Regions from separate parts of the Homo sapiens genome. Here region 2 is linked to region 1. A link is an interaction called in ENCODE POLR2A ChIA-PET data of the cell type or tissue named here. Cell type or tissue: GM12878. All regions are shown on one strand. Each heading gives the region's core, and the rest is flanking DNA. Links, peaks and the distances in the headings are about the cores only. Region 1 overlaps CAB39 (calcium binding protein 39). Region 2 holds the start of SPATA3-AS1 (SPATA3 antisense RNA 1).

What was found. Peaks named below come from ENCODE experiments on the same cell type or tissue, not always from the same donor. Only the 100,000 strongest peaks of a DNase experiment are listed, where the experiment ranks them.
Region 2: POLR2A ChIA-PET joins it to region 1 with 6 read pairs; 3 of 35 experiments call an interaction of 5 or more read pairs at or near these places.

The regions. Positions count from the first base shown.
Region 1 is chr2:230,756,273-230,772,696 of GRCh38, reverse strand. CAB39 (calcium binding protein 39) reads right to left here. Exons shown (of 9, transcript NM_016289.4): 2 at 12,582-12,738. The coding sequence starts at 12,695. Among named protein-coding and RNA genes, the nearest start is that of CAB39, 52 kb to the right of the region's middle. RefSeq lists an enhancer at 13,678-13,777. In GM12878, for the core only: no CTCF peak of the experiment used is centred there; no DNase peak of the experiment used is centred there; H3K27ac peaks cover 254 bases.
Region 2 is chr2:230,990,081-231,000,704 of GRCh38, reverse strand. It overlaps SPATA3-AS1 (SPATA3 antisense RNA 1), which reads left to right and starts at 4,673. Exons shown (of 6, transcript NR_033879.1): 1 at 4,673-4,857; 2 at 5,320-5,428; 3 at 8,303-8,371; 4 at 8,730-8,936. SPATA3 (spermatogenesis associated 3) reads right to left here and starts at 4,584. Exons shown (of 5, transcript NM_139073.5): 1 at 4,171-4,584; 2 at 168-339. The coding sequence starts at 4,471. RefSeq lists an enhancer at 4,540-5,073. In GM12878, for the core only: no CTCF peak of the experiment used is centred there; no DNase peak of the experiment used is centred there.

The DNA of each region.
Region 1 (16,424 bases), core at 4,830-9,829:
TGGCTAACACGGTGAAACCCCGTCTCTACTAAAAAATACAAAAAATTAGCCAGGCGTCTTGGTGGGCACCTGTAGTCCCAGCTACTTGGGAGGCTGAGGCAGGAGAATGGTGTGAACCAGGGAGGTGGAGCTTGCAGTGAGCCGAGACTGTGCCACTGCACTCCAGCCTGGGCAACAGAGTGAGACTTCGTCTCAAAAAAAAAAAAAAACCTGCCAAACTATTTTCCAAAGTAGTCATACCATCTTATATTCCCACAAGCAGTTCCAGCTGCTCTGTATCCTTGCCAACATTTGGTATAGTCAATATTTTCCATTTTAGCCACTCTAATAGCTGTGTAGTGGAATCTCCTTATGGTTTTACTACACAATTTCCTAATGATTAACATCTTTTCAAGGGCTTATTTGACATCTGCCTATCTCCTTTGGTGAAATGCATATATGAGTATCTTGCCCACTCTTAACTGGATTGTTTCTAACTGTTAAATTCTGAGAATTCTTTATATATTCTAGATGCAGTCTTTTATCAGATATATGCTTTGCAGACTTTCTTCCAGTTTGTGGTTTGTCTTTTTCATTCTTCTAACAGTGTCTTCTGAAGAGCAGGTTTTAATTTTTATGAATTCCATTTATCATTTTTTTTAAAATGAATTGTGCTTTTTGCATAACATCCAAAAATTATTTGCCTAACCCAAGGTCACAAAGATTTTCTTCTGGCAACTTTATAATTTTAGGTCTTACATTTGGCTATGTGATCCATTTTGAGTTAATTTTTAAATATGGTATGAGGTCTGAGTCCTATCTTTCTGCCTACTAAATAGTTTCAGCACCAATTGTTGAAACAACTACCTTCTTTCTGCACAACTGCATTTATGCCTTTGTCAAAAATCAATGTTCCATACATGTGTAGGTCTATTTCTGCACCCCAATCTGTTCCATTAATATATCTATCTTTGCACTGACACCACACTGTTTTAACAACCGTAGCTTTTTAAGTCTAGAAATCAGACAGTGTGAGCCCTCCAACTTTGTTTTAATTAGTTATTTTGATTACTCCAGGTCTTTTGCACTTCCATTCAAATTTTAGAACAAACTCTTTGATTTAAAAATCCTGCTGGAATTGCACAGAATCTCTAGATACATCTGGAGAGAAGTGACATTTTAACAATATTGAGTTTCCCAACCCATGAACAACATGTATCTCCTGCTTATTTGGGCTAATTTCTCTTAGCAGTATCTTGCAGGTTTCAGTGTACAACTCTTTCACTTCCTTTGTCAGATTTATCCCTATTTCATGTTTTTATGCTATTCTAAATGGTATTTTTAGCATTTCATATTTTTTGATGCTATTCTAAATGCTAGTTTTTTTCTTTTTCTTTTTTTCCATTCTTTTTTCCCAATTACACCTAACACTCTTGAATACAAGGTATTTTTAAATTTCAATTTTGGACTGTTCATTGCTACTATACAGAAATACAACTGATTTCTGTATATTGACCTTATAACCTGTGACTCGCTAAACTTATTTACTAGTCTACTAGTTGTGTAGATTCCTTCAGTTTTTCTATGTAGATGATCATGTCATTTACAAATCAAAAGTTTTACTGCTTTCTTTTCAATCTGAATGCCTTTAATTTATTTTTATTGCCTGACTGCATAGGCTAGAACCTCCAAGTACGAAGTTGAATAGTTGTGGTGAAAGTAGATATCCCTGTCGTCTTCTTGATCTCAGAGATAACATGACTTAGCCTTTCACCATATGTATAATGCTAGCTGTAGGATTTTTGCAGATGCCCTTTATCAGCTTGAGAAAATTCCCTTCCTCTATTTCTAGTTTGCTGAGATTATTTTTTTTATCAGGAATAGATGCTGGTTTTTTTCCCCTTTTCATCAATTGACATGTACTTTTTCAATATAGTGAATTATACTGATTAACTTTGTAATGTTATACTAGCTCTGCATTCTAGGAATAAATCCCACTTGGTCTACTATTCAATTTGCTAAAATAGAGAAATTCTGCATCTATGTTCGTGAGACATATTAGTCTGTAGGTTTTATTTTATTGTAATACCTTTGTCTGATTTGGCGATGATTATAATTCTGACCTCACAGAATGAGTTAAGAATGATTTCTCTTAAATTTTCTGGAAAGGTTTACATAGAAATTGTATTATTTCTTCCTTAAACATTTGGTAGAAATCTCTAACAACGCCATCTGGGCCTAGAGTCTTCACTGTGATAAGGAAGGGTATTAACTACATAGGGCTATCAGGTTATCTATTTTTTCTTGAGTTAGCTTTGGCAATTTGTGTCTTTGGAGTTTGTCCATTTCATCTAAGCTGTTGAGTTTAATGGCATGCAGTTGTTCATATATTCCCTATTAACTTGTACAATCTGTGGTAATGTCACTACAGGAATCTCTCACTCCAGATAATGGGAATTTGTGTTTTCTTCCTCCTGGTCAGTCTTAGCTAGAGTTTATCAATTTTCTTGATCTTTTAATTTTTTTTTTCTATTTAACTGATTTGTTTTGATAGCTATTTCCTTTCTCCTGCTTACTTTGTATTTAATTTGCTCTTGTTTTTCTAGTTTTTAAGGTAGAAACTCAGACCTTTCTTCTTTTTAAATATATTTTAACATAGATATTTAGTGCTAGAAATTTCCCTGAGTAAAGCTTAGCAGCATCCCACTAATTCTGAGATGTATTTTTGCTTTTATTCCACTCAAACTACTTTCTTTTTTTTGAGACAGGGTCTCACTCTGTCAGCCAGGCTGGAGTCAAGTGGTGTGATCTCAGCTCACTGCAGCCTCCACCCCTGGGCTCAAGCGATCCTCCCACCTCAGCCTCCCGAGTCCCGGCCCTTTTTTTTTTTTTTGTATTTTTAGTAGAGACAGGGTTTTGCCACATTGGCCAGGCTGGTCTCCAACTCCTGAGCTCAAGTGATTTGCCTGCCTCAGTCTCCCAAAGTGCTAAGATGACAGGCATGAGCCACTATGTCCAGCCTCAAACTACTTTCTAATATCTTCTTTGATCCATGAGTTATCTAGAAGTACGATATTTAGTTCCTAAATATTTTGGGATTTTCTAAGGATTTTTCTGTTATTCATTTCTAATTTAATTCTATTGCAGTCTTGGAACATCCATTGTATAACTTTATCCTTTAAAATGTACTGAGACCTTTTTCTTTGACCCAAAATATGGTCTACCTTGGTAGATCTTCCATGTGAACTTCAAAAGAATGTGTAGGTGTGTTCCACAGTTGTTGAGTGTTCTATAAATGTCAATCAGGTCAAGTTGGTTGACAGTACCATTCTGGTCTACCTAGAAAATCCTTGCTGATTTTCTGCTTGCTTGTTCTATCAATTATTGATAGTGGGGTACTGAAATCTCCAACTATTAATTGTGTATTTGACTACTTCTTGCAGTTCTATCAGGTTTTATTTTGCTTTAATTTGAAACTCTGTTACTAAGTGCATAAATGTTTAGAATTATTATATCTGTTGGAACATTTCACCCCTACTTTATCATAAAATGACTTTCTTTACCCTTGGTAATATTCTTTGCTCTGAAGTCTATTTTGTCTGCTATTAGTACAGCCCCTCCAGCTTTCTTTTTATGAGTGTTAACAAAGTTTATCTTTTTCCATTCTTCTTACTTTTAACCTATTTTAAGTTGCTAACTGTAAAGTACATTTTTTAATAGGCACCATATAGTAGGGATTCTTTCATCCAATCTGACAATCTCTGTTTTTTAAATGGTTATTCAGACCATTTATATTCAATGTGATTACTGATACAGTACATCTGAGTCTATCATCTTACTATTTGTTTTCTATACCACATCTGTTATTTAATTCCCTTCATCCCTTTTCTGCCTTTTTAAATTAATCAAGTGTTTTTAATGATTCTGGTTTCTTTTTGACACATGGTCTGTTTTTTTACATACAGAGTCATACTTTTATTTGTACTGTGTTTTGTCAATTAATATTAACCATTCCCTCTAACCACTGACCCACCACCTCCACCTAATTGACCCGTTTTTGGTGCCTAATTTAGTCACCCATAGAATGTGCTATTCTCCTCCAATTTTTGTCTTTCACAAACTTGGCTAATTAAACCCTTTAATTCTCTTCATATAACTTAATCACAATGAATGTCAGCTTAGACTTGAGAACTGTCCTAGATCACCAAAACCCTGCCAACAAGCTCACAGTGACTCAATCATCACATCCATCAGTTATGATTATTTATCTAATAGGGAAAAATGTCCCCTGATCACCCTTAACTACAGGGAAGATGATGAACATAAACCTGTATGGACAATACCAGGACCACCAGTAAATATCTCTTGAGAAAGGACATTTATCTTACTACTACTGTGGGCAGTAGCACTGAAAAGAAATATAATACAGTAGTTGGCCACCATCACAGAATCCAGAGAACATACCTAGCTATGGTACTCTCTCCTCAGTCACAAATTCAATATATAAACTCTTATAAGTCTTAGCAATATCTGTTTTAACTAATTCAGATAAGATTAAGAATTCAGAAGAGAACAAGATGACTGTGTTTCATGTTATTAGTAACTCTGTTTTTGATTCCATTTTCAATAAATACAACTATTTGTTGAGCTCTATCTTTGAAAGGCTGATGGTCTAACAAGGGGAAAATAGCAAGCATATATCATTACGTATAGTGCACAGGAAACTAGAGCAAGATAAGGGGGAAGAGGAATGCCACACGGTAGGGTTGCATTTTAAATAGAGGATTGGGTGAAAAATGGCACTTGAGCAAAGACTTGAAAAATATAGGAGGTAAGCCAAATAGAGCACTAGGGAAAGAACCTTCCAGGCAAAGGAAAAAGCCAAATGCAAAGGTCTCCAACAGGCAGGAGTATGACTGGAGTGCATGAGGAAAGGAGACCAATGTGGTGAAGAGTATTAGGAGACAAGATCATAAAGTCATGGGCCTCATTGCTCAGGGCAGGAGTTGGCATTTATTCTTCTGTAAAGGAATAGACAGTAAATATTTTAGACTTTGCAGGCCATATAAGGTCTCTGCCTCATATACTTTGCTTTTTTAACCAACTCTGTAAATGTAAAAACCATTCTTAGCTCACGAGATTGATAAAAATAGGCCTTACAGGATTTGCCTGCAGAAATTACTTTAGGCCCCTGTTAGGACTTTGACTTTTACTCTAAGGAATATATTATTTGACTCATGTTTTGAAAGAATCACTATGGTTGTAGGGAAACCAAGGGAGACCAGTGAAGCAGTGAGCAGGACACTACAGTAATCCAGGGCAGAGAAAAGGACAGCTCAGTGGGAACAAGGAAAATGGGGAGAAGGGATTAGATTCTGGACTTTTTTTTTCTCCAGATAAAGTGGATAGATTTGGGGAGTGAGAAAATAGTCATGGGTGACCCTTAAGACTTTTGGCCTGAAAAACGGAAAGGATAGAGTTATGCTAATGATGAGCATGAAGAATGTGAGTGGAACAGGTTTTGAAGTATGCATTTTGCTTCAAAACAGAGTAGAACTTCTATCTGTAAAGCTTCAAAATTATCCTGCTGTGATCTGAATAGAATTGCTTTAAGCATGATTTGGGAAGAAATGGCATTTTAACTATATTCCATATTTACTTCTAATAACATAGGCCAGGTAATTCTTGTACCTCTGAACAACATCCTTGAGCTTTCTTCATATGGGTTCAGCGTACTTCCTGATGAAAATGTTCCTGGACATCTTATACTTATTTTTTTGCTGCTATAGTGAATGAGCTACTTTCTTGTAAAATTACATTTTCTAGATATGGTTGGTGATATGATTGGGATATCTGTTCCCTCCAAATCTCATGCTGAAATGTAACCCCCAGGCCAGGCATGGCAGCTCATACCTGCAATCCCAGCAATTTGGGAGGCCAACTGGGCTGAAGCTTAAGCCCGGGAGTTCAAGGCCAGCCTGGGCAACATTGTGAGACTCGGTCTCTACAAAAAATAGAAAAATTTGCCAAACATGGTGGCACATGCTTGTAGTCCCAGCTACTTGGCAGGCTGAGGACTGATTGAGCCCGGGAGGTGGAAGCTGCAGCAAGCGATGATCGTGCCACTGCACTCCAGCCTAAGTGATAGAGTGAGACCCTGTCCCAAGAAAACACATAACCCTAGTGCTGGAGGTAGGGCCTGGTGGGAGGTGTTTGGATCATGGAGGTGGATCCCTCATGAATGGCTTGGTGCTCTCCCCATGGTAATGACAGAGTTCTCACTGTGAGTTCATGCGAGATCTGGTTGTTTTAAAGACTGTAGTACTTCCTAGTCTCTCTCTCTCCTAATAAACTCTCATTTTTCCCATTAATTATCTTGTATTTTGTAAATGTTTATAAATACCTCTACAATAATTTCCCCTCTTTACTTGCAATAGGTATATTCTTTATTTCTAAACCACTTCTTTATGCATTGATTAGAATTTCCAGAACAATGCTCAACAGGTCGCAAGCACCTGGGTTTATAGTCATCAGATTTTCAGTATGACATCAGTTGTTTTTCACTGTTTTCAATTAGTAATGGATTTTCATCTTTCCATTGTTTTCAGGTCTCAGTACTCTCTTCGTTATTTGCATTAGTTGCTACTTCCTTTCGAATCCTGATAAGAAAGTGAACTGGAAATTCCAGGGTTTTTCCCTCCTAGTCTTAAACTATTTCAGCATAAGTAATTTGCATGGGCTGCTCTTCAGAAATGCCTTGCTTTGAACTAAAATTTATTTTTAATAAATTCAAATGTTTTTCTTTGTTTTGTTTATCCTAATAGCGAAATGTCTATTCTTGTTCAATGCTGGTTTAGGGCAGGAGTTCTCAATCTCAGCATTGTTAACATTTTTTTGGCTAGATAACCCTTTGTTGTGGGGAGCTATTCATTCCCTGTTTAACAGCATCTCTAGCCTGTACTAACTAGATGCCAGTAGTAGTATTCCCCTAGTGTTACAACCTGTAATGTCTCCTGACATTACAAGTGTCCCCTTCAGGGCAAAATTGCCCCTGGTTGAAAATCACTCATTTAGTCAAGCAGATGATATGGATTGCATCAGAGACTAAACTTGCCTTCTATCATTCAAGACTCATTTTCAATGTCACCTTCTCAACAAGACTTTCCCTACATAACCTACCTAAATTAGGACATTCTCCCTACCTGCAGCCACTCTCATACACAGCCTTTTAACTATCATAGTACCTTTCAAAGTGCGGACCCTTGAGGTCCTCAAGACCCTTTCAAAGCGTCTGTAAGGTCAAGGCTGTTTTCATAAGACATGTGCTTCCTCCCTCTGTATTGCTATTTATACTGATGGTGCTGACACCATCATGAACCAAGCATGAACAAAGGCAGTGACGCCAAACTTTAATAGCAGTTATTGCAGTCTTCATCACCGTGCACTCAGTTAAAAAAAGTCAGTCCATTGGGAGGCCAAGGCGGGTGGATCACGAGGTCAGGAGATCGAGACCATCCTGGCCAACATGGTGAAACCCTGTTCTCTACTAAAAATACAAAAAAAATTAGCTGAGTATGGTGGTGCACGCCTGTAGTCCCAGCTACTTGGGAGGCTGAGGCAGGACAATCTCTTGAACCCAGGAGGCAGAGGCTGCAGTGAGCCAAGACTGCGCCACTGCACTCCAGCCTGGCGACAGAGCGAGACTCCGTCTCAAAAAAGGAAAAAAAAAGGTCCAACTTAGGAATGTTCCTGAAGCAGTAAAAATTTAATTTTATTAAATCTTGACCTTTGAATATACATACAATATTTTTAACACTTGGAGTTAACAAATGGCATGTACATATAAAGTACCTTTGGCTCCTTATAGAATGGTTATCTTAAAGAAAAGCCCTTGTGTGATTATTTCAGCTATAAGTTCAACTAACTGCTTTTGTTATTGGAAGACAGACAGACACACTATTCAGACTTGAATTATCTGGCAGTTATTTTCTCTAAAATGAATAAAATGAACCTGTCACTTCAAGGAAAACGACCAACTATATTTGTTGCCAAATCTGAATTCTGAAATTTGACTAGATCATGAATAAGCTTGACCACATCCCAATACTTAAGACTCTTCTAATGAGATCAGTGGTGTTATTTAAAAATGTTAATTTTTATAATCTGTATAATGTGTCAACATCTGGGAGATCTGTATATGTCAGTGATCCAACACAGATGCTCCTCATAAACTGATGATGGAGCTACATGCAGATATACCCATCAAAAGTTGAAAATATTGTTAAGTCAAAAGTGCATGTACTACACACCCAACTCACAGAACATCACAGCTTAGCATGGCTTACCTAAAATGAGCTTGGAACACAATAGCCTATCATGGGCAAAATCCTCTTACCCAAAGCCTATTTTATAATAAAGTGTGGAATATCTCATGTAATTTATTGAATATTGTTACAAAAGTGAAAAACAGAATGGTTGTATGGGTACTCAAAGTATGGTTTCTACTGAATGTATACCTATTTTGCAACATTGCAAAGTTGAAAAATCTTAAGTCAGGGACCATTTGTACTTTCTTTGTTTTGTTTTTTTTTTGTTTTTGAGACAGTCTTACTCTGTCACCCACGCTGGAGTACAGAGGCACGATCTTGGCTCCCTGCAACCTCTGCCTCCTCCGTTCAAGCAATTCTCCTGCCTCAGCCTCCTGAGTAGCTGGGACTATAGGTGCGTGCCACCACACCCGGCTAATTTTTGTATTTTTAGTAGAGACAAGGTTTCACTATGTTGGTCATGCTAGTCTCGAACTCCTGAACTCAAGTGATCCGCTCGACTAGGCCTCCCAAAGTGCTGGGATTACAGGTGTGAGCCACCATGCCCAGCCACCATTTGTACTTTCTGAACAACCAAAACATGTTATAAAATCATGTACTGGTAAAAGTTTCGTTCAAAGTACAGAGTATAAAAAGTTCATTCATGTAGTTTAATGTTCTGTAATGCAATCAAGAAACCACCAATTGCATGGTATTAAATATTTTACATTATCTGAAAGGCTATTAAAATACTGCTCTTTTTTCTAATTACACAGCTGTGAGACCAGGTTTTCTTTTTCTCGTCTTTGTTTTTTTTTTTGAGACAGAATCTCGCTTGTCACCCAGGCTGGAGTGCAGTGGCACCATCTCGGCTCACTGCAACCTCTGCCTCCCAGGTTTAAGCAGTTCTTGTGCCTCAGTCTCTTTGAGTAGCTGGGATTACAGGCGTGTGCCACCGTGCCTGGCTAATTTTTGTATTTCTAGTAGAGAAAGGGTTTTGCCATGTTGGCCAGGCTGGTCTCGAACTCCTGGCCTCAAGTGATCCACCCACCTCGGCCTCCCAGGGTGTCAGAATTACAGGCATGAGCCACCACTCCCAACTTTAAGTATACATTTTCTTTATATACTTAAAGCAAAATAATGTTTGAGCAGTTTGATTACAAACATAGCTAAGATAAGCCAGCTGTTTTCTATTAAGCCAGACACGGAGATTTTCAAAACTTAAAACAATGCTACACTTCTCACTAAATTTTTTGTTTTGGACAATATGGTTATTTTTCATTAAAACACATTATTTATAACTTGTAATGAGTTTATTACTTTTAAATGTATTAATAAATATTGTTAAATTTTTCAGTTTTAATTTGTAATAGGGTAGCATCAATAGATAACACACCTATACTTACACGAATCTCTTTTGGGTCCTCAATAATTTAAGAGTATAAAAGGGGTCTTGAGACCCAAAAGTTTAAGAAATGTGCTCTATCATCACATCAGTACATTCTATTGCTTTTGTGGCACTTGCTGCCAACTGAAATTCTTTTTCAGCTATGTTTACTTATTTACTGTCCAGCTTTCTTAATTAGAACGGAAGCTACGAAAGAGCAGAGACCTTGTTCATCTTATTGAGTATTATATCCCCAGTGCCTAAAATCTGACCCAGCATTTAGGTGTTCAGTACGATTCTGATGAATAGAATGAATGTAATGAGTAGACAACATATTTAGCCACAGACAAAAGATGAACCATTTTTAATTTATGGGACATACACATTATCCTTTCATCAATTTGCAGTTTTAAGATAAGGATTAAGGAATAGCCACTGAGGGCAGTTCCAGCAGACATGTATCATGTCTACTCTGTGGGGTCTGCTCTCTCCCGACTGCCTCTAGAGGCCAGTCTTGGGTACCTCTGCTCTTTGCTGGCTGTTAGCTGCCTCCACCTGGTGCAAAGCCTGTAGGGCTATCAGGACTGCTGAGTGCTTCCTAAAGTTGAAGATGTCCAACTGTGAGAGGGAGGTCAAGTTATGTGCTATTACCCTCTGAGTTAGTAGATGTTAATGTGGTTCAGTCAAAAGTCCCCTCTAACTTCTTGAGGTCACTTTGTTTCTAGTTTCTGGAGCTAAACTTTTCATATTTTTATATCCCCATTGACCAATAAAATGAGAAATGTACTTGAATCCTGCGTTTACAATACCACTTACCAGCTGGGCACGGTGGTTCACACCTGTAATCCCAGCACTTTGGGAGGCTGAGGCTGGTGGATCACCTGAGGTGCGGAGTTCGAGACCAGCCTGACCAATATAGTGAAACCCCGTCTCTACTAAAACTACAAAAATTAGCCGGACATGGTGGTACGCACCTGTAGTCCCAGCTACTCTGGAGTCTGGGACAGGAGAACTGCTCGAACATGGAACGTAGAGGTTACAGTGAGCTGAGATCGTGCCACTACACTCCAGCCTGGCTAACCGAGCGAGACTCCATCTCAAAACAACAACAACAACAACAACAACAACAACAACAAATAAAAAACAAACAAAAAACAGTACCACTTACCTTACCCAAGGAAGTTCTCTTAGAATCTATATTGTCTTATTATAAATTGTTTCAATTAATCTAGTTTCCCAGTCCAAAGGGCATTAGAAACATTGAACAGAATGAGAAAATGCAAGGAAGCTGGGTAAGCTTAAGATCAGCCAGCAGCACATACCAAAAGATAATAAGCAATAAAGGAAAATACAGACAGAACAGAAATGATAACTCATAGGTACCGAAGCCAGGACCATTTAGAGTAGGAATAATTAGTTGTATACTCCTCAAACTCACCTGAAAGCATCCGTACTACACTGAAGTATAATCCTTATGACAGAAATCCCAAATCAAATAATGATTATGACATTCTAAGAGGTTACAACAGATACAAGTGATACAACAACTATGCTGCTTAGTTACCCTGAACTAAGGTACCACCTTAGTTCCAGTACCATCACACTCCAGCCTGGTATTATTAATGGTATGTCATATTTTTTACAGTTAAGTACTTACATGTGAATAAGTGTAAGAAAATGACTGCTTATCGGTAGCATATAAATTCAGAGTCAGGAATGATGATGATGCCACAGAACCAGAGACTATGACATTGGTGGCTGAGATAGCAACATCTTTGCCTTTTGATACTTCAATGTACACAAACTTCATTTAATGCAAATTTAAAATATTGTATAAAATTACCTTCAGTCTATGTATACAAGGTCTATATAAAACATAAATGAATTTCATATTTAGACATGGGTCCCATCCCCAAGATCTCATTATGTACATGCAAATATTCCAAAGTAAAAAAAAAAAAAAATCCAAACTCTGAAACACTTCTGATCCCAAGCATTTTGGATAAGTGACACTAAACCTCTACAATTTACTTAGAGAAATAAAGATCAGATCACGAAGATCCTGTGTGTTACAAGAAGAATCTACACTGAAAATGTAAAGCAGAGATTTTTAGAAAGTGCAGTAAGAAGGCTACTGCTAAAATCACAAAGAGTATGAACAACTTCTTCAAGAAGGAATGGAAGTCAGAACTGAATCATAAACAATTTAGGGAGTTGAACAAGATTTAGTGAAAAATTATATTTTAGGGAAGAGAGGGCAAGTCACAAGTGGGATGAAAGTTGGGTTTTGGACTGTGGTGACTGGGTAGATGGAGGCATTTGGCACGGATACACTGAATACAGGAAGAAAACCAGGAGGGGTGTCCTCCCAGGAAGATTGTGGGGGAAGAACCGATTTCAAGAATCAGGTAACTGTGGCACTTATAGCTCTCAAGTTGCCTGCTTGGCCTTCTTTCAAGTATACTTTACTTCCTTTTGTTCTTGCTCTAAAACTTTTACAAACAAACCAACCAAGCAGATAACTGATAACTGTAATCCTAGCACTTTGGGAGGCAGAGGCGGAAAGATCGCTTGAGGCTTGGCGTTTGAGACTAGCCTGGGCAACATAGCACAACCCTGTCTCTACAAAAATAATTAGTAATAATAAATAAATAAATTAGAATCAAACACTTCAAGATGAAATAAACACAATTTAAATAAACTCGAAAACCTGACAGAACAGTTAGAAATCTATTTGTTAGACGAAAATACAGAAGAAAAAGTATGTTGCAACAGCAGCATATGTTGCTTTTGGATGTTATTTTTAAAATCCAAAATAAACCCAAATTGGGACTTACTGATTCCTCATATAAGGTGTCTTGCATTTGCTAATTAAGATATTTCAAATATAAATAAAGCCAAATCCATACCTTTTCTGCTTTTTTATCAGAAATGTCTTGCTTTTCCAGAACAGCCATGCTCTCCTTCAGATTCTTCACAATGTCTGCTGGAGATTTGTGAGACTTCCCAAACGGGAACGGCATGACGGCAGCGGCAGGGGCCTCCGCTGCACTCCGCCTGTGCTACCTAGAACACAGCACAAGGTTCATGTGAGCAAACACTGGGATCAACGGAAGACAGACTTTCTAAATCCTAATCTGGGAAGAAAACCCGTGTTTAGGCAAGTCATTTTACATAACTTTCAAAATCAGTAGGAACAGGGAAATCCACAAATATATGCAAGAAATGATAATACACAGATGTCTTAGAATTACAGAACACTGTATTTTTCAAAACACTTTGTTTTTCTTTCCTTCAAATCAATTGCTCTCCTAACCACGCAAATGGGGACGAACATGCTGACTGATGCTGCTGAGGTAGAGAGCAGCAGCTCCCACTCACAGGGCAACTGCTACTGCCAGGCCTGATGCTGAGCACTAGAACTCATCATTTCATGAAACCCTTTCTAACAATCTCCTGCTCCTATTTACTGGTGAAGTTTAGCAAGGTTGAGCGTGAGGCTCAAGGTACTAAGTGGTCAAACAAGCTCAGATCTGTCTTGATCCAAAGCGTCCTTAATCACCACACTGTACATCAAATTGATAGTATCTATTTTACAGCTGAGGCAACTGAGGCAAAAAGTTAGGTAGGGTGTTTAGCCAAACAGCACTAGCAACAGCCTACTATCTAGGTCTCTCCAGATGCTCTTTTCCCGGTGTTCACGCTGCTCCTCCTAAGCACCCCAGTGGGCTGCCCTGAATATGGCACACACTTCCTCGGCACACCCATCTTATTCAGGCAGTCACAGGGTCTCAGAGCTAGAGAGAAGCCTGGACAGGGGAATAAAATCTCCCATTAGATCCTGTAATCCCCTATGTGACAGTTGTCAAGATGTACTCTTTTTGCCTGGATTTGACCATCTCCTATGAAAGAACTCGCTGGATAAAACCCTGAGGATGATGAACTTCTAGAAGTTCTTAATTTTTTGTGGGTAGTAGAAAACAACATTTCAACCACATAAACCACAGTATTACATCATCCAAAAGGAGAACATGCAACTATTCCAAGAAGGCACTATGAAGAAACAAAGTTAACAAGACAAACAATGGAAGTGACTTGGGAACATGTTGGAAGTTACCATTTTTCAGTAAAAAAACTAGAAGTAGTTAAATTCACAGGCACTAAACAGTCTCCTATCAGACACCGAAAGATGACACTTTTTAGAAAAACCTTATGGATCACTTAGATCAGTGGTTTTCTGACTGTAAGTTTCAACATCCTATATTTAACTGCCCAAGGTGCTCCCCACACACACCCAAGAAAAGGTGGCTCTCAGACACCCCAACCCCACTTTGTTTTCCCCTTCTATATAAACACAAAAATACATCCATTGCATAGTATCATAACACTTCTTTTGAGCTTTACCTAAGATTTGATGAACAAACTTGAGTGTTTTTCCCTTAAGTTTGAAATAGAGTGACTTACATATTTGTTTATAAAGAATGTTTAAAACATGCAAATGAATGCTAATGTCAAGCCTACAACTAAATCATAAACAAGTATGTTATTTCTCAACATGTTCTGATGTGAACTGTTCCAACCAATCTCTAACCCCAAATATTGCCTATCTTACCTTCTGTCACCTTGTAAATCCTTTTTTGACAAAATTAACCAAAGAGAAATAGTTTAATGCATATCCTTTGTCATAGGTTCTTAAATATCCAAGGATTTTTTTTTTTTTTTTTTTTGGAGTCTCGCTGTGTCACCCAGGTTGGAGTGCAGCAGCGCAATCTTGGCTCACTGTAATCTCCACCTCCCAGGTTCAAGTGATTCTTGTGCCTCAGCGTTAGCCTCCCAAGTAGCTGGGACTATAGGTGTGCACCACCAACCCAGCTAATTTTTGTATTTTTAGTAGAGATGGGTTTTCACCATGTTGGCTAGGCTGGTCTCAACTCCTGGCCTCAAGGGAGCCACCCACCTCGGCCTCCCAAAGTGCTGGGATTACAGGTGTGAGCCATCATGCCCAGCCATAAAATCCAAGGATCTTTAAGTCCACTTCTAAATAACTTTTCTATGCCTAAAAGTTTGAACTGACGTTAGGGGAGTCACTCTTAACTAGCTGTCATATGATCGCTCTACAAGCCAGATGGGACACAAAGCCTGGATCATTCTTTTCCTTTTCCTGGATCATTACTTTTTCCTTTGGGCAGGGGAGTGGGCGGCAGGGGGTGGGGGGGAAGCATGCAAGTTGCTTCTCCATAAACAGTGTATCACACTCACAATATGTCCTCTGAAAATATTATCTTTCCTATCTGTAACTCTGCAAATAATAGCAGTGATGTGGAGGGTGGGAATGTTTAATGGTATTTTGCAGGAAGTGTTACGGTGCTATGCAACAGAGATATTTTCAGCTCTGGCTCAATGGTGAAAGATGTGACTTTCCAGGGTAACAGAGGTTTACAAGTCCTACCACATACCAAAAGTTGGTTACAGCAGAAAGAGTACAGCCACCAAAAAGAACACATATATAAAATACTTCTGTGTGGGCAAGGGGAGGCATGACATAATCATTTCTGTTAATTAATATACCAGCCAGCTAAGATTTTACAGAACATATGAACTAGTAAGACTGTATTCTACAGAAATACAGGCCAGGTGAGGCAGCTCACGTCTGTAATCTCAGCACTTTGGGAGTCTAAGGTGGGGTGAATTGCTTGAGGTCAGGAGTTTGAGACCAGCCTCGGCAACATAGGGAGACCCTGTCTCTACAAAAAATTTAAAAATTAGGTGGGCATGGTGATGCATGCCTGTGGTCCCAGCCAGCTACTTGGAAGGCTGAGGCTGGAGCATCACTTGAGCCTAAGAGGTGGTGACTGTACCACTGCACTCCAGCCTGAGTGACAGAGTAAGGCCCTGACTTAAATTTAAATAAGGAGGAAAAGAAACACAGTAACAACTACCCAAAACAAGAAGTGACATTCCTCAGTAGGATCCAAACACATTGGTAAAGTTAATAAATCATTATTCATGATTTAGTTTTAAAAATACAGTTAAAGGCTGGGCATGGTGGCTCACGCCTGTAATCCCAGCACTTTGGGAGGACGAGGCCAGCAGATCACGAGGTCAGGAGTTCCAGGCCAGCCTGACCAACATGGTGAAACCCCATCTCTACTAAAAATACAAAAATCAGCTGGGCGTGGTGGCGTGTGCCTGTAATCCCAGCTACTCAGGAGGCTGAGGCAGGAGAATGGCTTGAACCCGGGACGGGGAGGTTGCAGTGAGCTAAGATCACGCCACTGCACTCCAGCCTGGGCGACAGAGCGAAACTCCGTCTCAAAAATAAATAAATAAATAAATAAATAAATAAATAAATAAATAAATAAACAAACAGTTAGAAACTATCCTCTTTATTTTTAAAGTATGAGTGTAATAATTCTCAAAAATCATTTATGTTCTTAGGCTCATCAACTCTTAATAAAATTACCCAAGATTTTGGTAGGCAAAAACAAGGAAATAACACTCCCCAAAACTTCTGCATTACAGAATTTGTTTCTTATGTTCAGGTTTGCTAAGCATTAAGCTTAAATATCTTACACAGTCATGTAGCTGCCTGATGAGGTTTCAGTCAATGATTGACTGCATTATATGACAGTGGTCCCATAACAGCTGAAAAATTCCTATCACTTAGTGCTTTGTGTTACAAATACCTACTGTATTCAACACAGTAACATGCTGTACAGGTTTATAGCCTAAGAGCAATAGGCTATATCACA
Region 2 (10,624 bases), core at 5,591-10,590, 230 kb before region 1:
TGCCTGCCAACGTCCAGGAAGTGGGCAAAGCAAAGAGGGAAAGAAAGGCTTTCCTTCGGCCTGGGATTCCCAAGAGGAAGTGATACATGATTGCTAATAAGGTCTGGGGGCAGAGCCTGGCCCTGGGGACTGTGTGCCCCGAGGCTCCAGCCCCTCGCGCTTGGAACCTGTAGAAGGTGAGCAGGTTGGGGAGTCCTCTCCCTGGCGCCATCTGCCAGTCCCGAGGCAGAAGGACATCGAAGATGCGGCTATGGCATAGCCCCAGACGACGCCAGCAAGCGGAGCTGCAGGGGCAAGTGGCACAGGAGCAGGAATGCGGGCCGGCGCGAATCAGAGGCCCTGTGGGGACAGAAGGAGAGAGGTGAGGGAGGCACCTGCCCTGGGAGGCTGGGGCGGGGGAGTCTGGAACACAGTCTGAGAAGGCCCCCCACAACGGCAGCAGCTGCAGGATTACCAGGGCGAACGCTGGATTTTTTCCAAGGCATCATTGAGGATTTGGGACTGAACTACCTAAGGAAGGCAGTTCTCCCACAAAATGTTCTCTAACCAAACAGAAGAGAAGACTGACCGCATGGGAAAATGGCTGTTTTATACTGGTGCTACCTGGGAGTAGCAACAGCGACGACAACAACGATGATGATGATGGAGGTGGTGCTGATGGTGCCATGGCTTACACCTTCAGGATGCTTTGCACTTAGCATGCTCATCTCATTTAATTTCACAGTAATCCTGTAAAGGGGATACTGCTGGTCTTGTTTTACAAATAAGGAAACTGAGGCTCAGCTAATTTAAGGGATATGCCCTTTTGGGGAGTAGATTACAGAAGTTGGCTTTCTCAACTCAGGCTTTCTCACGTTTAATTCAGTGAAAATGGAATTTCAGGTGACTGCTCACCTCAGGAGAGGCTGCACTGACATTCCTGGAATTGGAGCTGCCACGTTCCATTGATCTAGAGCATTCTGATCCATCCAGAAGACAACCACAGCTCTAGTTTCCAGTCCCGATCCTATTTTCTGTTTCTGTCCTCCTCTGGTATGGATCCCAGCAGAATGTAGATGATGCCCTCTGTGGTTGGGCAAGATAATTTCTGGCTGGATTATTCCCTCCTGTTTCCTATCTGTAGCCCTGCGTCTTCTTGACAGAGCTACAGATTCTTCTGACCCTAAGCTGCATGAAACAGGTGGTCAACCTGGCAGATTCAATACACTTTCTGCTTAGACTTGCCCACGACACGTACTTTCCCGGAATGAGGAGAGGGGATTCTAAAGGCAAGACTTGTCTTTTTTTTTAATTACAAAAAAGTTTTTAAATTGAGATATCATTCCCAGGCAATAAAATTCACCCTTTTAGAGTGCTCAGTGGTTTTTAGTATATTCACAAAGTTTTGTGGCCATCACCACTAATTTCAGAACGTCTTCATTTCCCCAAAAAGAAACCCCATCTCCATGAGCAGTTACTCCCCACTCTCCCATTTCCCCCAGTCCCTGGCAATACATTTGCCTATTCTGAACATTTCATGTAAATAGAATCATTCGATGTGTGGGTTTCTGGGAGACTGGATTCTTTCACTTAGCCAAGTGTCTATAAGGTTCATCCAGGCTGTACCATGTATCAGGACACTATCTCTTTTTATTGCCAAATAGTATTTCACCATACTCATTGTACTGTGGTATTTCATACCACATTTTGTTTATCCATTCATCAGCTGATGGACATTTGGGTTGTTCCCACTTTTTGGCTATTACAAATGCTGCTGCTTTGAGCATTTGTGTACAAGTTTTGGTGTGCTTCTAATATGCTTAATAAGATGCTTCGAATTCTCTTGGATGTATACTGAGAAGTGGAATTGCTGGGTCATAAGGTAACTTCATGTTCCTCTGAGGAACCACCAGACTGTTTCCACAGCAGCTGCACCATTTTACATTCCCGCCTACAGTGTATGAGGATTCCAGCTTCTCTACATCCTCACCAACACTTGTTATTGTCCATCCTTCTGATTATACCCATCCTAGTGGAAGACTGGCATTTTCTTGAGCTACAATATTTCTGCACACAAAAAGGCTTGGATTTTAGAAAATGGCACGCTTTACTTGCAGGCCCTCATCCTTCATCTCCAACATTCCTTTCTACGCAGAGAATTCCTTTGGAAGAAGTATAGGGTGTCTGCTGTAACCACTGGCGAGCCACCACCATTTCTTGCTTTCTTGCTTTGCCTGTTCAATGGGCCAAATTCTTCTCTGAGTATGAGTCACATGTGTTCATTAAAAGACTTGGGAATGGAAAGTCTTGCTTTCTACCAGTACTGAAGATGCCAGTTCTGAAGATCATAACCCAGAAATGTTTCTCTCACTGGCTGATGATCACAATCTTTACAACATATAGTATGGTGCTCAAAATCAATATCATATGTCAAGAAAGGTTTGATTCCTGGCCATGGAAGGATCATTGGCATGGCATGCCTTATATTTAGCACTCTCATCTCCATCACTTATTTATTTTATGCCCACACAATCCCGGGGGGTAAACTGTGGCCCAGGGAGTGTGGCCTGTTCAAGGCTATGGAGTCGTGGGCACTGGCTCATGGCAGATCCAGGAGATGCTCGGACAGAGATGTTCTTCCTCTTGTGGAGACTCCTAGGCCTCTTGGAATGGAAAGGTCAGTGCTGTGGTTTAAAGTGAGGGTTCTGGAGTCAGAATAGAGTGGGTTTCCCTTCTCAGGGCTACCAGCGTCTGCTCAGGAGCAACCTGTTTGACTCCTATGAGCCTCAGTTTCCCCATCTATAAAATGGAGATAATATGGAAGAACTTTTATAGGATTATCACGTGTGAAAATTAAGACACCTGATCTGAATGCTAGGTACACAGTAAATGCTTAGTGATAATGTTAGTTTGCTATCACCATTATTGTTAGTAGTATAAACCAGCCCACCTCCTGAACTCCACTTGAATTCCCTCTACACAATCCAATGCTTATACAGACACTGTTTGGCTCCCAAGAAGACAGGGAACCACTTTTCCTGACAGCCATTCCATTTTCAGACAGAGCTAATTGTTGGGAAGTTTTTTATGTTGAGCCGAAGGCTTTCTGTCACTAATGTCTTCCATGGGTAAGATTGCTAATTTAGCAAATAAAAATATAGGATGCCCATGCAATACTGGGGACACACATACTAAAAATATTATTTGTTGTTTACTAAAATTAAAATTTAACTGAGAGTCTTGTATTTTGTCTGGCTATCCTATCCATGGGCCTGTATTTGTCTGTTTTCACACTGCTGATAAAGACATATCTGAGACTAGGCAATTTACAAAAGAAAGAGGTTTGTGGAACTTACAGTTCCACGTGGCTGGGGAGGCCTCACAATCATGGTGGAAGGTGAAAGGCACATCTCACATGGCGGCAGACAAGAGAAGAGAGTTTGTGCAGGGAAACTCCCTTTTTTAAAACCATTAGATCTCATGAAACTTATTCACTATCACGAGAACACCACGGAAAAGACCCTCCCCCGTGATTCAATCACTTCCCACTGGGTCCTTCCTACAACACCTGGGAATTCAAGAAGAGATTTGGGTGGGGACACAGCCAAACCACATCAGACCCTTAGATCTCTGAGGACAATAAGGAACAAGTCTATTCACATCTTCCACTTGACAGACAGACATCCTCCAATTCCTTCAATTGACTGTCATACACTAAATGGTCTCCCTGATCCTTCTCATCCTCCATCAACCCAGACTATCTTCCTTGGACTAGTTTGTCAGGCATCTTTTACAGCCCAAAAGGATAGCTTGATGAGGACAGAATAAAGCAGTATCATCACCTCCCTTATTCTAAACCATATACTTCTATAAATGCATCCTTGGTTTTTATTTTTTAGCAGTTGCATGGCACTGCTGATTCCTAGTGAGCAAGTATTACTATGGAACCAAGTTAAATGTTTATATGTATGTGTGGCTGTCTTCAGTGAGACTCAGGATGATGAGAAATGACAAAACCCAGGAATCCTGGTCTCTTGGGTAGAAACAAAAACAAAAACCTTCCCACTCTACAGCACAGCTCCAGGATACACGTTAACCATGCATCACTATCCTACAAGAACCAGCCTTTGGGATGACCCAGAACTCCATCAGCAGGAAGGCTGGAACTGCTGAAGCTAGAAGACAGCCCACCTGCTTTCCTGGATTGAGGGGCTGCCTTCACGTTAGCATCTGGAGATAAAAGGCAGCAAGAGGAGCGGCGGATTTCGGGTGCTGGAAGGGCTTGGAATGCTGGCTGCCGGGAGGTGGTTTCAAGGCTGGAATGCTGTGGTGTGGATTCAGGGCTAGGCTGCTGTGGTGTGGATTCAGGACTAGGCTGCTGTGGTGTGGATTCAGGGCTAGGCTGCTGAGAGGTGGAATTGGAGCTAGCATGCTGGGAGGTGGAGTCTCGGTGGCGTCTGGCCTCTGACCTTTTCTTCTTGACCTTCTTCATGGTAGATCCTCCCAACCTAAACGTGGACCTACATGGAGCTGCGTAATCTCCCGGCTCCCTCCTGGAGGGGCCGTTTGCCCTCTGCCCTAGGAGCCTGGCTTGGGCCTCCAGCTGGACCCAGGCCCCACAGAGAACAGTGACCCACACCTCCTGTGAGGTCATAAAAGCCAGGGTGGCTCCTATGGCAGGGCTTCAAGGGACAGTCTTCTCTGCAGACACCAGCCTGGTGTCCTCCTTCATCCCAGGCTGCCAGGCTAGGCAGGGGACAGCGGCTGCCCTGGTCCTCACAGCCCTGGCTACGGGGCTGGTGACAGCCAGATCCTCATGCTTCTGCGACCTGAGCGCTGCCTTCAGACACCTCTCTGCTGGCGTGTTCCTGGGTCCATGTGAGCTACCTGTTTTGCTCTAAGATACCCTGGATGTGACGCTCAGCTCTGTCACTGGCTTCCACATACCCCCTACTCCTACACCTCAAAAATCCATGTTCCCCACGCATTCATCTTCAGGTCAGCTTCCTGAAGATTTGGAGCTTCTTCGAAGGCTTTACCATGGCCCAGAGCCTGCTACCATCTCAGAGTAGCTTACCCCTTCCCCCAAAGCCTGCCCTCCCGCACTGTGGGAGGGGAGTTTGGGGGTTGACTTGACTTTTATAAGAACCTTTGCATTTGGCAGATAATTTTCCCTGAGAACATAACAGCTGTTCAGAAAACTAACATTTGTCTCAAACTCATGGCAATGGCAACCACAGACTATCTCCCAAACCCCAATTGGTTGGGTTAAACAGGTGACTGAATCTTTCTCTAGATTAATTAATTTAATGTGCTCATTAAATGTGATTTTTGTTTTAGGATGGAAGAAGGAAAAGTATTTTTAAAAGACAATCTGAAGCTCATACTGTGACTGCAACATAAAATGTGTTCACCTGAGGAGACTGCTTTCATCGCCAGTGTGTCACAGGTGGGTGAGTGTGGGACTGGCAAGCGCAGGAGCTCCTGCCCCAGCGGAAGGTTTAGAGCAGACCTATGCAGATAAAAAGGGCTTCGGTCACGCCTGTAATCCCAGCACTTTGGGAGGCTGAGGCGGGCAGATCACGAGGTCAGGAGATTGAGACCATCCTGGCTGACATGGTGAAACCCCGTCTCTACTAAAAATACAAAAAATTAGCCGGGCGTGGTGGTGGGTGCCTGTAGTCCCAGCTACTCGGCAGGAGAATGGCGTGAACCTTGGAGGTGGAGCTTTCAGTGAGCCGAGATCGTGCCACTGCACTCCAGCCTGGGCGACAGAGCGAGACTCTGTCTTAAAAAAAAATGGGGGGCTTTGGGCCACACAAAGCCAGACCCAACATGAACTCTGAAATGACAGGACATAGTTTAGGGCTTCTAGAGCCTAAAAATACCTTAATGATGACCTTTCCTCAGAACACTGAGGTTTAGCGAAATTAAGTTACTTTCCCAGGGTCACACAGCTGGCTGGGGGCATCGGAAGGACTAAATTCCAGTTTGGGGCTCATTATTTTCATGATCCCAGAAAACAATAGGGAGTCAGATAATTATACAGGCTTTGAAATAATGAATTAAAAAGTCCCCCAGTGGCCTGGTGCGGTGGCTCACGCCTATAATCCCAGCACTTTGGGAGGCTGAGGCGGGCAGATCATGAGGTCAAGAGATTGAGACCATCCTGGCCAACCAACATGGTGAAAACCTGTCTCTACTAAAAATACAAAAATTAGCTGGGCATGGTGGTGCACGCCTGTAGTCCCAGGTACTCAGGAGGCTGAGGCAGGAGAATCACTTGAACCTGTGAGGCGGAGGTTGTGGTGAGCCGAGATTGTGCCACTGCACTCCAGCCTGACGACAGAGTGAGACTCGTCTCAAAAAAAAAAAAAAGGTCCCTGAGCGAGAAGATTGAAGAAAACAAAGGCAGGAAGGATCAGAAGTGAAGGCAAGCTCAGCTCAAGAGTATTGGGTTGTGTTTGGTTGACCTTGGCCTAAGGAGGCTCTGGGAGCAAGTGAATCTGTATGAAGCTGGTAATTTCCTGAAGCCAAGAGCAATGGAACCCTTGAGGGGACTCCATTTAGAATCAGAGAGACTGGAAACCGAGGCCGGGAACCCTGTTGAGATCTAGCAGACAGCTCAGGAACTCCTAAGGCATTAATCTCTGCAAAGTTGGATTTTCAGGTACCAATGGGCTTCGGCCGAGGGCCTCAACCTGGTTTAAATCAGTGTTTTTCAACCTCAGCCCTGTTGACATTTTTGGGCTGAGTAATTCTTTGTTGTGGCGGGTCATCCTGTGTATTGTAGGAAGTTTACCAGATCCCTGGTCTTTACCCAGTCTTTACTCCCCCCTACCCCAGGACAACCCAAAATGTCTCCAGATATTGCTAAATGTCCCCTAGAGATGGGGTAGGAGTGTGTGTGTCCACATTGCCCCTGATTGTGCCATGTTGGTGTAAATGAATCAGATAGGAGCAGACACATATAGGTAGAACTTCCTGGTAGCAATGAAAGAAATATTCCATTTTACCAGAAGGAGCCAAACAGGGCACAGAGAATGAGTCTCTGTCTTCCTGTAGAAAGATGGAGGAAGCACAGAGGGCAGGCCGAGGGAGGAGTGGGGAATTTCTCTGTGGCAGCAGCAAAAATATGTGTGAATTCTTTAGTAAGAGTGGTCCCAAGAAGCAGAGAGAGGGCACCTGTGGAAAGAGGTTGTCCCAGAAGAATGAGGAAGAATGGTCCCTCAATAGCTCCTTGCTAGAACGTCTTCCCTGCAGCCCCCACCTTCTTCTTCTTCTTCTTTTTGTTTTTGTTTTCAGAGTCTCACTCTGTCTCCAGGAGTGCAGTGGCCCAATTTTGGCTCACTGCAACCTCCACCTCCCGGGTTCAACTGATTCTCCTGCCTCAGCCTCCCGAGTAGCTTACAGGCATGCTCCAGGCTCCTGAGTAGATTACAGACATGCGCCGCCATGCCTGACTAATTTTTATAGTTTTAGTGGAGACAGGGTTTCACTCTGTTGGCCAGGCTGGTCTCGAACTCCTGACCTCAAGTGATCTGCCTGCCTTGGCCTCCGTAAGTGTTGGGATTACAGGCATGAGCCACTGCGCCTGGCCCCACTGCTTTCTGTTTGAGCACCTGTTCCTATACAGGAAGCCTGGCTCTTCCATAATACAGCCACAGCCCACTGCCCAGTGCTTATCAGCCACTACTACTACCTGTGTCCAGCTCTAGCTAACCGTGAACATCAGAGATCTCATGAACAGGCTGAACATTCCTGCATTTTCAGAAGCCCTTCTCCTCTATCATCCCTCTCTGCACCTCTACCAAAGCATTTTCTGGTCAAGCCCTATCTCAAGTGGATAAATCTCTTCATAAAGCCTTTCTAAGCTGGGCACAGTGGCTCATGCCTGTAATCCCAGCACTTTGAGAGGCTGAGGCGGGCGGATCACCTGAGGTCAGGAGTTTGAGACCAGCCTGGCCAACATGGCAAAATCCTGTCTCTACTAAAAATATAAAAAAATCAGCTGGGCATGGTGGCACACGCCTGTGGTCCCAGCTACTCAGGAGGCTAAGGCAGGAGAATTGCTTGAAACCCGGGAAGTGGAGGTTGCAGTGAGCGGAGATCGCGCCACTGCACTCCAAGCCTGGGCCACAGAGCGAGACTCCATCTCAAAAAAAAAAAAAAAAAAAAAAAGCCTTTCTTGAGATCTCCAACTGGAAGCCATCCTTCCCTTGCTGCTGAGCTCCGGGGCACCTCTTTGTATGAGACTGGTCATATTCTGAACGGCATTAGAATTATTTCTGTCTCTGCCTTCCCTCTCATTCCCCAACCCCAGATGGTGGAAACCTCAGAAGGCCACAGTCCAGAGTAGGGGCTTAATGCAAGCTGCTGGAACTGAATAAAGGTAAAGTTAGGACAGAGAAAGCAGGAAGCTGCGACAGCAGGAAGCTGTGATGGGGGCAGGTGGGCATGTGGGATCAGGCACCTCCAAGGCTTCATCACCAAGGGGGTGTTTTCAAAAATGGACTGGGACTTCTCTGGCCTTGGCTGAGGATCACAGCTGGACTAGTCCATGGGCAAGGGAGTTTCCTAACTAGGGATGCCAGTCATGTGAAAATGCAGTAGACTAGGTAGGGGAAGGGAATTGGAAATTAGATAGTCAGAATAAGGTCTTGATGGGGTGAAAATTTCCTCCCAGAAGGTCTCTGATGGTTCTGGTTTCCTGGGCACCTAGAATAAGTGTGTCACCATTTGTCCTGAAGCTGACTTCTCTGAGCTGGATGGCACCCTGGACATCAACCAGCCCTTCACCTTCACGTCACACAGGAGGGACACTGGTCCATAGAGAGGATGCCTGCTCTGGTCACCAGCTGGAGAGTGGCAGACCTTGGGTACCTGACCTTTGGACTCTGCCACACAGAGCACTTCCTCAGTCCCTCCTGCTGCCCCTGGCAGGGTGGAGCTGGCAGGTAGGTTGCGGGACTTGGCGCTCCCTCAAGATCTCACTGCCCAGGGACCTTAGACTGACAAATTAATCCCGTGGGCCACAGGCCTGGTCTCCATAACAGAAAGGGTCTCAAGAGTTGCGAAGGAGAATCCTGAAGTCGGCCAGCTAGTCTAGCGGAGTTCCACCTGAGAGGGTTGCCATGAGGATCCAGGTGAAAAGCCCTTAGAACAGCGCCTGACTCACAAAAGGCGTGCTTTTAGTGTTATTATTCTTCCCTGGAGAAGACTAAAGAAGCAAGCAAGGGAGAGGAGGATGTGGAGAGGAGGGAGTGGGGCCCCGTTTCTACAAAGTCCCAAATCAATACCTTACAAAAGCGTGACCCCAAGTCATGGGAACCGATGCCCCAAGTTGCATGTGGGGCCAGTGAGTGGGGGTCGTAGCCCTCCGAATTAATTCGAACACCTCTGACGCTGAGATTGCCCCAGTGAGCACACCGGGAGGAACTCTAGTTCCTTACCACCCAAAACAGTACCCAAAACTCCTGGAGGCGCCAGGAGAGAGGCCGTGACTCCGGGGCTTTGTCCTCTACCCCGCGGGGCGGCAGGGTCGGGGTCCAGGGCTGCGTGTTTGAGCGTTCTCCGCCCCGGGGCTCCCCCCTCCCCGCGCCGACCCCTCACCATCGGTCTGCGTCTCCCGATCCATCAGGGAGACCCTGTGCACTTGCTGGCGGCGCGCTTGGAAGTCCAGGGTGCCCTCGGGGCGGCCGGGGCAGAACACGGCCGTGTGCACCTCCACGGCTGGGCTGTGCGGCGCGAGGACTCGGCTGAGCAGGGCCTCCATGCGGCGGCGCGCCTCGGCCTCCTCCTCCTGCTGCGGCTGCACCACGATCCCCACGAGCGCGGCGGGCGGACGTCGGTCCCGGGCGTGCTGCTGTTGCAGGAGCAGCTGCAGCCGCAGCAGCTGCGTGAGGAGCGCAGACGCGCGGCACAACACCAGGAGCAGCTGCGCGCCCCGCTCAGGCGGGTGCTGCGGTGCCCCGCGTGCAGACGCTGTGTCCTCTGCCGCGGAGGTGGGGGTCCCAGGAGGAGCCCCTGGCGCCTCGCGCGGGTCCTCGGCCTTGGGCTCCGAGCGCCGCGACTTCTTGGTGAAGCGCTTGGACTTCGTGGCCGGGCAGTCGTCGCAGTTCATGGAGCTGTCGCCCCAGCGCTTGGACCGCCGTGCGGTGCAGTTGCTGGCGCTGGTGTGGCCGCTCATGGCTCGGGCGGACGAGGGCCTGGGGAGCTGATCGGCTGCAGTGTCTCCTGGAAAGCTCTGCAGGCTCAGGCCGTCCTCATCCTGCTTCCAGAGCCCGCTGATCAGCAGCACCTGGCCGTGGCCCTCGACAGACTGGGCCGGGGCCTGTGGCTGCGCCTCCGCCTTCCTCTCCTGGGGTGCCCTGCAGGGCTGGGCCCCAGGCCGCTGCTCCATGTCCGGCCCGACACCCTCGCCCCTCTGGGCTCGGGCTTCCGTTGGGAGGGAAAAGCTGCCCTTCTCCGGAGCATGTCACAATACCCCTGAGCCCTACCTTTTCCTGTCGTGGCCAAGCACCTCCGCCCCGCTATTCCTTGGAAATCTAATATATAGGAAGTTGCTGTTGGACGCTGGTATAACGCCGACTGTGTTCAGTTTCTCCATTTTCTACTTTTGTGGTTTCAAAAGGTGCATCCTTTT